2 separate regions of the Mus musculus genome follow, and region 1 is linked to region 2. Evidence: chromatin loops called from intact Hi-C (ENCODE). Cell type or tissue: heart. All regions are shown on one strand.

The links. A loop is a pair of places that touch in the nucleus more often than their neighbours do. Peaks named below come from ENCODE experiments on the same cell type or tissue, not always from the same donor. Only the 100,000 strongest peaks of a DNase experiment are listed, where the experiment ranks them.
Region 1: a loop joins it to region 2, with 2.3 times the contacts of the local background. A loop is called at or near these places in 2 of 42 quality-filtered maps.

The regions. Positions count from the first base shown.
Region 1 is chr6:97,210,270-97,212,769 of GRCm38, reverse strand. Arl6ip5 (ADP-ribosylation factor-like 6 interacting protein 5) reads right to left here and starts at 1,978. Exons shown (of 3, transcript NM_022992.2): 1 at 1,774-1,978. The coding sequence starts at 1,949. In heart, a CTCF peak has its summit at 1,279; DNase peaks (open chromatin) are centred at 569 and 2,029; H3K4me3 peaks cover 2,146 bases; H3K27ac peaks cover 1,915 bases.
Region 2 is chr6:97,148,004-97,150,503 of GRCm38, reverse strand. It overlaps Eogt (EGF domain-specific O-linked N-acetylglucosamine (GlcNAc) transferase), which reads left to right and starts at 1,618. Exons shown (of 18, transcript NM_175313.5): 1 at 1,618-1,672; 2 at 2,246-2,500. In heart, CTCF peaks have their summits at 157 (motif pointing left) and 1,551; a DNase peak (open chromatin) is centred at 1,523; H3K4me3 peaks cover 1,587 bases; H3K27ac peaks cover 1,593 bases.

The DNA of each region.
Region 1 (2,500 bases), 62 kb before region 2:
TGTATATTTGATTGGTCTGTGTCAAACCTTTCTATTTAAGAGAAGATAATCCACCCCATAACTAGGTAACCACCAAAGAGGAAGAAAAGAATATGAAAGTTTACAAGAGATGTAAACCCATTATTAGAGTTCTTTGGTTTTGTTTTGTTGGATTTTCAAGATAGGGTTTCTCTGTGTATCCCCAACTATACTCATACTTGCTCTGGAGACCAAGCTGGCCTTGAACTCACAGAGATTCGACTGCCTCTGCCTCCCAAATGCTGAGATCGAAGGCGTGCACCAGCAGTGCCCAGCTAGTTATTTTATTTTAAAGAAGCGACTTTGTGAAGTCTGTCCTCTGGGAAGAAGCAGAGTTTTGGGGGCAGGTTCAGGAACAACTGCCTCTGGCTTTCTTCCCCTGACTAATGGTTGCTCAGCTGCCCGTTTAGTCAGAGTCCGCTAGAGCCTGTGTCCTCTGCACACTACGCCATCCCCAGAGTTGGCAGTTCCTTCAGCCACACACAGCTAAGATCTCACATGGAGCCCACATTTGAGAACCGGTGACCACTCCGAACCACGCCTGGAAATGAGGAAGCTTGCCAGTCTCCTCCGTGCTGTGAGTTTGCTCCTTTTGAGGCTCAGCAAATGCCATGTGTCCCTGGGCCAGAATTCAAGTCTGATTCATCTTGGTGCGCTCAGAGCTTGGCGTGGGATCTGGTGCCCAGAGGTAGCTAAGTAAATAAGCCAGCTAACCTCAGGCCAACTTAAGACAGCGCCTTATCACGCACCCCTTCCTAAGAGCCCCGAGTGTGCATCTCTTCTCTCTCCTTTTTGGGATTGTTTTTTGTTTTTCTCCCTAGCAGCTTCTCTTTCTCTTTGGGTTTGTTCGGAAAGAGAAACCTTAGAAAAGGACTTCTTTTAGGGCAAGAGGGTGTTTTGTAAAACCTTCTATTTAAATTCGTATAAGAGATAATAAAATGGCGAATATAACCATTTATTTTGTTAAAAGGTGGAAGAAGCATTTTTAAAGGGTAACCTACAAGGAAAAACAGCTTCTCAGGAAACAGGTGCGGAAATGTGTACGTGTATGTGCGCCAGAATGTTCACGTATAACCTTACTTAGCACAGGAAACTTCTTAACCAGCATCGAAAAGGCCTTCAGAGATGTTTAAGACCCCAGGCTAAGGAGCAAAGCTAAAGCGACCGTGTCCGGCAACTTCTAGGGGAAAAGAAAATGTCAGGGGGCCTCGTTTCCAGAGTCACCTCACAGGGGAAGATGCGCCACCAGGAGACTCGCATCCGCCTGAGCGGAAGCTCAGTTCTATGTACAGTATAGACAGACATTAGCCGGAGAGGCCACTTAAACACAGCCCTGGGTCCACACCCTGTCACTCCAGGCTTTGCTAGGCAGCCCCAGGACAAGGTTACAACACCACCACATTTTTTCTTATTTTTAAAACACCCACTGTGCTACAAACATCTGACAGGCGAATATCTTCAGCACGGGGACGTGGGAGGGGGTAGTTCTCATTGTCCCAAGTTCTCAGCGTTTTCCTCACCTCTTCCCTCCCAGGGTCCCTGCTCAAGCCTCTAGAGCAAAAAGAGAAAGAAAGGGGACCTCAGAGAGCTGTGGCCTCGCCCTGAGAACAAGTTTCCACTGGGTGGGCCACTTCCCGAGACCCTTCCCTGAGGCAGGCGCTCCGTGTGGACCTAGTCTTGCATTTCGCGATCTTGTCCTCGTGGTCCCTACGTCCTGACCCTGGACAGGTGCTCCAGGCAGAAGACCCCACTTACCCAACAACCGAAATCATCATGGCAGCCACCACCAGGTAGTTGGTCTGGTAATAGAGCAGATTGCTCACTACACGGTTGTTCCATTTGGAAATGTCCCTGAAGTCCGGCCGGGCGAAACGATCAGAGCCCGGGAAGAAATCGTCCCAGGCACGGAGCGGGGCGAGGTTCACGTCCATGTTCCTCTGCTTCGCGAGCTTCGCCTTCGGAATCTGGAGGCGGCGGCAGCGACAACCAGCTGGATGAAAGATGACAGCGGGTCCTTCGGATTGGTTCTGCGGTTAAAGCACGGCAGGGCTCAGAAAATTGGCTGCGGGCGGGTGTGTTGGTCTGTCTGTGATTGGCTGGAAGTGGTTAGTGACTCAGAGCAGTGGGCTTTATCCAATGTTAGGACAAAAAGTAACTAGCGGAAATCCCCTACCTAAACTAAAGGTGGTGTCAGTTCTCTCTGGCAGTTTAAATACAAACCATCTCTTTTTAAACACATCGCTTGTGTGTGTTCTTTGCCCTGAAGGGAGAAAAAAAAAAAAAAAAAAAAAAAAAAAAAAAAAAAAAAAGCAGCTGTTCAGCTGTCAATATAAGTGGAATGGAATGGAAGCCGGCCTCAGTGTCACTGAAGTCCGGTATTGCTAATCTCCCCACATATGCGTGCAATTTTCATGAGTCACTTTGTGTGAAATCACACTAGAAAAAAAAAAAATGGGAGCAAGGGTTTGACTGAAGTGAACTG
Region 2 (2,500 bases):
CACACAAGCGCCCTGGTTCCATCGCCTTTGCCAGGCTTACTAGTGTGGTTAGTGGCTGAGTTAAGAGCACTGGTACTCTTTCAGAGGACTGAGTTCAAGTCCTAGTACACACATAGCAGCTAATAACTGTAACTCCGGTTCCAGAGATCTGATGCCCTCTTCTGGCCGTGTGTGCATACACGCACAAAATACCTATACATAAAAATTTTAAAATGCATTTTAAAAACTACTGTAATGTTCTTTTGTTCTTTAATGTGTGTTTGGCACATGTAAATGACATGCTAACACAATACATACTGAACAGGATATATATTAAACAAATTATATACATATTAAACACATACACATATAAAACACAGCTGGTCTGGAACTTGCGACATAGATCAGGCTGGCCTCAAACTTACAGAGATCCATTTGCCTTTGCCTTCCAAGTGCTAGCTAGGATTAAAGAAAGGCCTTCCCTAAAGTGCCCAGCCCATGTGTATGTTGTATGTTACTGGGGATTGAACCTGGGGTCGTGCACATGTTAGGATAGCACTCATCTCCGTGGTCACTAAGTTGTCTGGGTGTCTTGAACTTCCTTTTATTTTTTATTTTTTTTAAATTTTTTCCATGACTCAGCCTGTGGAGTAGCTGGAACAGCAGGCCTGTACCACCAGTTCTGGTTTCAGTTCTCATAGTAGCTTCTTAAAATTTATAAGACATGTAAGCCTTGTGAACTGAATGCATCTGAGCATGTTTATTTTGACACCATTAATATAAGCTGGGTCCTTTTTTTCATTTATTAGTATTGTATAGGAAGGTGTGAGTATCCAGGAGGTCAGAGAACGAGGTCAGGGAGTGGGTTCTCCCCTTTCGTGGTAGGATCCTAGGATTCAACGTGGGTCGTCAGGCTTGCTCCCACAAGCGCTTTGAAAACTCTAAGCCACCTGTCAGCCCTTGAACCCTTTAATCATAATTTAATGGCTGTCTCCCCCATGCTCCAGAAGGCATGCTGGAACTGCAAGGTGTCAAGAATGGAAGAGAATGGGAGATATGCATACACGTAATCATCACCTAAACAAGCAGTTAGAAATCATCATGAAATAGCAAAAACGTAAAAATTAAACAAGAGTAGCCATTGGACTTGGACACTTCATGGACAGGTACAATTCCCTGGAATCTACAGTATTTTCACTACCCACCAGAGAGTGTCCCACTACATCCAGTCTCATTTGAAAATCAGGGCAGCAACTTCTGCTCAGAATGGGAAAGCAATAAAATTACAACCCTGAGTGATATGTAAACAGTCCCGTAGTCTGCCTGCCTACTCTCTGGTGCTGGAGACCTGCCAAGCGCCTGGAGGAGCAGCCAGGGACTTGCACCCCGGTGTCCCACGTCCCGGAGGGGATGTAGGCGGGTGTCCCCAGTGGATCAGGCTGTGGGTCACAGGGTGTCCGTAACCTTGGCTGATGGGTGTCCAAGAGTGCCTTCCAGACTCTGGTCGCTGGGTGTGGTCAAGGCATTCCGGTCCGCCCTTGAGCCCCGGGCCAAGGTGTCGCGGCAGCTCCCGGGCGCCCCCTGGCCCGGCTTGGGCGCCGGAGGTTTCCGGTTCGCGGCTGCCGGCGGTGACGTCTCGTTACTCCCAAGCTGCCGCCACTGCCGCCGCCGCCGCTCCCTAGTCAAGCTGCAGGTGGGCCCCGCGCCTTCCCCGCCTGTTCCTGGCCGGCGCCTGCACCCCCGTGGGCCCGCAGCCTGACTCTGGGACTCTGATCCCAGCCCGCGGCCTTCAGCTGGTTACCAGGAGTTGATCGGTGGCTGTAGGCTAGGGAGATGCCCAGCCAGGCCTGCCCTGTTGCCTCGATCCCCATGCTGGGGCGGAGTGGCTTCTCCAGGCACACCTGGGAGCCGAGCGTCTCCTAAGACAGCTGCTTCCCCAAGCACCCGGGGCAGGGTTGGCTGCTGCCGGGCGCGAGGGGCTGACTCCGCTACACAGGGGAGGGGTTGACGTTCCGCAGACAACCGGAGGATCGCCACAGCAGGATTGCCACTTCGGCGCCTCAGGCAGCCGAGCTCTGTCTGAGCTCTGTCTGCTTGCCTACCTTGGGACTTGATAGTCTTTGAGTCCCAGATGCACTTCATCTGTCCGCTGCTGGCTCTGTTGCCCAGCAATGCCCTAAGCCATTCATGTGGTAGTCCTAGTAACCCCAGCTCTCATGGTTTACGGCGTTCAGATTTTTACCTTTTTTTCCTCTTCTCTTTTTAGGTCCGTGAAAATCCAATCAAGCCACACACGAGTGGAGCGCGATTGACCGTTTTGTGCAAAAAGACGCGGTAGCCTAACCTACTAAAGCTTTCATCCCTGCCAAGTCTTGCCAGAGAACTCAACTCCGGGAAGGCTTTCTGCCAGGCCCTGAAGTTGTACTTTCATGCACCACAGGGAACCATCACCCAGCATATGCAAGTGGGTACATGCCCTCCCTTGCAAAAGCCAACTTTCTGATCTGCTCCTTTAGATTTT